Linked DNA regions of Homo sapiens: region 1 is linked to region 2. A link is an interaction called in ENCODE POLR2A ChIA-PET data of the cell type or tissue named here. Cell type or tissue: Caco-2. All regions are shown on one strand. Links, peaks and the distances in the headings refer to the core of each region. The heading gives the core; the rest is flanking DNA. Region 1 has its middle 5.2 kb from the start of RAMP2-AS1. Region 2 overlaps CNTNAP1 (contactin associated protein 1).

Region 1 (2,908 bases), core at 177-2,676, 77 kb after region 2:
TTGCTTGAACCTGGGAGGCAGAGGTTGCAGTGGGCCAAAGATCGCTCCATTGCACTCCAGCCTGGGTGACAGAGCGAGATTCTGTCTCAAAAAAAAGTATATATATTTTGAGTTTTCACCTGAAATACAGGTTTCCTTAATTTCCATGAATGCATCTGTCTTCCCTAAAGGTATATCTACTCCCTTTGTAGCATGTATTTGCCTTCATGCATTTTATTAATATACATCAAGGACCTGCTGGTATAAAACACTGTGTGTGCCGGGCACAGTGGCTCACGCACTCCCAGCACTTTGGGAGTGTAATCCCAGCACTTTGAGAGGCTGAGGCGGGTAGATCACAAGATCAGGAGTTCAAGACCAGCCTGACCAAGACAGTGAAACCCCATCTCTACTAAAAATACAAAACTTAGCCAGTTGCAGTGACAGGCGCCTGTAATCCCAGCTACTCGGGAGGCTGAGGCAGGAGAATTGCTTGAACCTGGGTGGCAGACGTTGTGGTGAGCCAAGATCACGCCACTGCACTCCAGCCTGGGTGACAGAGTGAGACTCCATCTCAAAAACAAAACAAAACAAAACAAAAAAGACACTGTGTGGTGTATTATGTTGGAAAGATAGGTTAGATAGAGTCTGGTTTTCTGCCCTCAGTGGCTTTCATCTAGTGAGAAAGTTGACGTGTACAAATTAACAAACCAAAACAAAAGTGTAATGAGAATCATGCTAGGGATACAAACCAAATGTTATCTGAGTGTGAGGGAAAAAGGGATCACATCTGGCTGAGAAGATCACAAGGGGTGTGATCACAGGAGGGTGACTGCAGAGTTGGTAGATGACTAGGCCATAGCTGGAGTACGTTCTTCTAGGGGAGAGAGTAGAAAGGGAGGTGAATTAGGAAATTATTGCAATAATCCAGACCTGAGAAAATGAGGACATGGGGCAAAGGAGTGTTGAATGGGGTAATGGAAAATAATTATAAAGTAGAGGATAGGATTAAAAACGGGAGGAAGAGGCCAGATGTGGTGGCTCATACCTGTAATCCCAGCGCTTTGGGAGACTGAGGTGGGAGGATCACCTGAGGCCAGGAGTTCAAGACTAGTCAGGGTAGCATAGTGAGACCATGTCTCTACAAAAAAAAAAAAAAAACACAGGCAGGGCGAGGTGGCTCATGCCTGTAATCCCAGCACTTTGGAAGGTTGAGGTGGGTGGATCACTTGAGGTCAGGAATTTGAGACCAACATGGCGAAACACCATCTCTTTTTTTTTTTTTTTTTTTGAGACACAGCATTGCTCTGTCGCTCAGGCCAAAGTACAGTGGTGCAATTTTGGCTCACTGCAACCTCTGCCTCCCTGGTTCAAGCGATTCCTGTGACTCAGCCTCCCAAGTAGCTAGCACTACAGGCATGTGCCACCATGCCCAGCTAACTGTTATATTTGGAGTAGAGACGGGAGATTTCACCATGTTGAGTTGACCAGGCTGGTCTCGAACTCCTGAGCTTAGGTGATCCACCTGCCTCGGCCTCTCAAAATGCTGGGATTACAGGCGTGTGCCACTGCGCCCAGCCCGAAACTCCATCTCTACTGAAAATACAAAATTAGGCCAGATGCGGTGGCTCACGCCTGTAGTCCCAGTACTTCGGGAGGCTGAGATGGGCAGATCACCTAAGCTCAGGGGTTCGAGAACAGCCTGGCCAACATAGTGAAACCCTATCTCTACTAAAAATACAAAAACTAGCTGGGCGTTGTGGTGCATGCCTGTAATCTCAGCTACTCCGGAGGCTAAGGCAGGAGAATCGCTTGAACCTGGGAGGCAGAGGCTGCAGTGAGCTGAGAACGCAACATTACACTCCAGCCTGGGCAACAGAGCGAAACTCTGTCTCAAAAAAAAAAAAAAAAAAAAAAAAAGCTGGCACAGTGGCTCACGCCTGTAATCCCAGCACTACTTTGGGAGGCCAAGGTGGGTGGATCCACGAGGTAAGGGGATTGAGACCATCCTGGCTAACACAGTGAAACCCCATCTGTACTAAAAATACAAAAAATTAGCCGGGTGTGGTGGCACGCGCCTGTAGTCCCAGCTACTCAGGAGACTGAGGCAGGAGAATCGCTTGAACCCAGGAGGCAGAGGTTGCAGTTGCGCCACTGCACTCCAACCTGGCGACAGAGTGAGACCCCGTCTAAAAAAAAAAAAAAAAGCTGGGTATGGTGGCATGCACCTGTAGTCACAGCTACTCAGGAGGCTGAGGCAGGAGAATCACTTGAACCTGGGAGGCGGAGGTTGCAATGAGCCAAGATCGTGCCACTGCACTCCAGCCTGGGCAACAGAGTGAGACTCTGTCTCAAAAACAAACAAACAAACAAACAAACAAATAAGAACTCAGCTGGATGTAGTGGCACATGTCTGTAGTTCCAGCTACTTGGGAGGCTGAGTGGGGAGGATCAGGGATTCAAGGTTATGGTGAGGTATGATTGGGCCACTGCACTCCACCACTGGCAACCCTGTCTCTAAAAAAAATAAAAAAAATACCAACAGACCCTTGATGTATATTCATGAAATGCATGAAGGCAAATACATGCCATGAAGGGAGTAGATATATCTTTAGGGAAAACAGATGCATTCATGGAAATAAAGCAAACCTTTATTTCAGGTGAAAACTCAAAATATCTTTAGGGCATATTGTCCACTTCCCCATTCAACACTCCTTTGCTCCATGTCCTCATTTTCTCAAGCCTAGATTATTGCAATAATTTCCTAATTCACCTCCCTTTCTACTCTCTCCCCTAGGGAGGAAATTAGCAGGACTTGGATAAAACAGGAGGGAGAGGCCAGGGCTGAGGGAGAGGAGAGGTTAGGGGTGACTCAGGCTTTGGACTTGAGTTACTAGGACAATTATGGCAGTAATAATAGAAAAGAGCC
Region 2 (2,908 bases), core at 108-2,607:
GGAGCTGACGCTCAGCGAAGGGCAGGTCAACGTGTCCATCGCGCAGAGCGGCCGAAAGAAGCTTCAGTTCGCTGCTGGTGAGGGCGTTTCGGGGGAGGCACAAGAAGAGAAGAGAAGTGTAGAGGATCCCAGGAAAGTTGTAGGCCTGGACTGAGGCCTTTACATTCTGGAGAGGGGAGAGGAGTGAAGGGGGCAGGGCAGGAGGCCCCAGGGTACTGGGAAAAGGTGGGAGTGGCTAGAGGCAGTGAGGAGGCGAATCTGAGGGACTAAGTATTCTTGGAGAAGGGGGAAGCCTGGGAGTCCTGGTATTCTCCAGTTCCAGAAGGCCCCTGGAGATTTGGTTACTCGTTTATAACTGTGCAGACTCTGTGGCAGTTGCTGGGTCATGGATAATGAAGAGACATTCAGAGAGGTCTCCACTGGGTGTGAGAAGTGTAATCACGGGGGCACACAGGCTGCTACTGGGACACAGTGGGGCTGCTGCTTCCCCACTCAGAACATTCTTCTACCCTAGTTGCTGCTTCCCTCCACCCACACCATCATCCATTCTTGTCCAGGGTACCGACTGAATGACGGCTTTTGGCACGAGGTGAATTTTGTGGCACAGGAAAACCATGCAGTTATCAGCATTGATGATGTGGAAGGGGCAGAGGTCAGGGTCTCATACCCGTTGCTGATCCGGACAGGGACCTCATATTTCTTTGGGGGTAAGTGGGGGCCAACCTGACCAGACCTCTGTTTCTGGGTGGGAAGGCTCCATCTAAGTCCACCCAGATGGGGCCACATGGAGAATTTTGGAGGGATCAAGCCCTCTTCCCCTCTGGGGCCTCAGGGAGTGGAAGGTCATTGCCATCTACACTTTGGTTGTAGTCCCCTTTCTTCCTTTATGTCTGGCTCCCCCTCAGCATGTCCCTGGGGGAGGGTCTTTGGGGTCTCCCCTGGGGAGGATCTCACAGGGGTGGTTGCTCCAGGTTGTCCCAAGCCAGCCAGTCGATGGGACTGCCACTCCAACCAGACGGCATTCCATGGCTGCATGGAGCTGCTCAAGGTGGATGGTCAACTGGTCAACCTGACTCTGGTGGAGGGCCGGCGGCTTGGATTCTATGCTGAGGTCCTCTTTGATACATGTGGCATCACTGATAGGTACCCAGAAGCCCCTAACAAGAGATGACCCCTCCAAAGCCCTCTTCCCTGGTCTCCCAGTAGGAATGGCCTCTTTCAATAATCTCCCTTCTCCTTGTCTCTGCTCCTTAGTCCCCTGCTTGGGGATGATTCTTCTTTGATCTCTTACCTCCTATTTCTTCCCTTAAGGTGATACATGCTCAGGATGGAAATGACACATTTGCTTTTGGTCCTAGAGGGGTTTTTTGTGCTAGGGGGATGATAGGGGTAGAATAAGGCATGTTTTGATGTTTTCAGGAAGGGGGAATAGTAGTACTTGAGCCCTGAGGACTGCCTAGTGCCCCTGCATCTGCGCTTATACCCGGCTGGCTAGGCGGGGTGTGTCTCACCGGGTTCTGGGGCTTCAAGGAGCTGGGAGTGAAGCTTGCAGGGATCAGACCCCACTCTCCAGCTCCCAGTAAGGCTCCTTCCCTTGGTCCTGACCCCTTCCCTAGGTGCAGCCCTAACATGTGTGAGCATGATGGACGCTGCTACCAGTCTTGGGATGACTTCATTTGCTACTGCGAACTGACGGGCTACAAGGGAGAGACCTGCCACACACGTAAGCCAGATGTGGTATGGGGGGAGTCAGGGACAAGGGAGGTCAATAGAAGGTTGCTGGGGATCATCAGGCTGCTAGAGATGGCGAGGATGGCCCTTCCAGCCCTCTCGCTTTTTGTTTTTGGTTTTTTTGAGACAGAGTCTTGCTCTGTTGCCCAGGCTAGAGTGCAGTGGTGCCATCTGGGCTCGCTGCAACCTCTGCCTCCTGGGTTCAAGCGATTCTCCTGCCTCAGCCTCCTAAGTAGCTGGGACTACAGGTGCACACCACCACGCCTAGCTAATTTTTATATTTTTATTAGAGATGGGGTTTCACCATGTTGGCCAGGCTGGTCTCGAACTCCTGACCTCGGGTGATGCACCACCCCGGCCTCCCAAAGTGCTGGGATTACAGGCCCGAGCCGCCGCACCTGGCCAGCCCTCTAACTCTCTAACTGCCTTTGTCTCAACCTATTATCTGCCAGCTTTGTATAAGGAATCCTGTGAGGCTTATCGGCTCAGTGGGAAAACTTCTGGAAACTTCACCATTGATCCTGATGGCAGTGGCCCCCTGAAGCCATTTGTAGTGTACTGTGATATCCGAGGTAAGTGTCTCTGTTGGGTGGTGAGGGGGTGAGGGGAGAACCAGGAAGGATAGAGTGGTGGGTGGGGGCCAGTTAGACTAAACAAGTGAGGGTAAAGGAGGACAGAGGGGAAGGGCATACTGAGGAATTTGTAACCTAGCCTTAAAAGTAAATCCCAAGCCAGGCGTGGTGGCTCACACCTGTAATCCCAGCACTTTGGGAAGCTACTCGGGAGGTTGAGGCAGGAGAATCACTTGAACCTGGGAGGTGGAGGTTGCAGTGAGCTGAGATAGCGCCATTGGACTCCAGCCTGGGCAACAGAGCGAGACTTCATCTCAAAAAAAAAAAAAAAAAAAGTATATCCCAGCTTCCTTACCCATTCCAGCTATCTTATTTCCAGCCTACAATGCAGAGTGCCCAGGGCAGAGGTGGAATGGAGCTGCTGGCCACGTTCAGTGGCTCTGAGTTGCAGCAGCGGTGGTGGAGGTGGGCAGGGAGATGGGTAGAGAATGCCCAACTCCAGCCAAAGCTCTGTCCCCTCTTGTCTGCCAGAGAACCGAGCGTGGACAGTTGTGCGGCATGACAGGCTGTGGACAACTCGAGTGACAGGTTCCAGCATGGAGCGG

The links. ChIA-PET counts read pairs that join two places held together with the same protein. Peaks named below come from ENCODE experiments on the same cell type or tissue, not always from the same donor. Only the 100,000 strongest peaks of a DNase experiment are listed, where the experiment ranks them.
Region 1: POLR2A ChIA-PET joins it to region 2 with 6 read pairs; 9 of 35 experiments call an interaction of 5 or more read pairs at or near these places.

What each region holds. Positions count from the first base shown.
Region 1 is chr17:42,765,028-42,767,935 of GRCh38, forward strand. No RefSeq gene overlaps it. Among named protein-coding and RNA genes, the nearest start is that of RAMP2-AS1, 5.2 kb to the left of the region's middle. In Caco-2, for the core only: no CTCF peak of the experiment used is centred there; a DNase peak (open chromatin) is centred at 1,282.
Region 2 is chr17:42,687,905-42,690,812 of GRCh38, forward strand. CNTNAP1 (contactin associated protein 1) reads left to right here. Exons shown (of 24, transcript NM_003632.3): 8 at 1-77; 9 at 558-707; 10 at 972-1,143; 11 at 1,617-1,723; 12 at 2,184-2,303; 13 at 2,835-2,908. Among named protein-coding and RNA genes, the nearest start is that of CNTNAP1, 6.8 kb to the left of the region's middle. RefSeq lists an enhancer at 1-356. In Caco-2, for the core only: no CTCF peak of the experiment used is centred there; no DNase peak of the experiment used is centred there.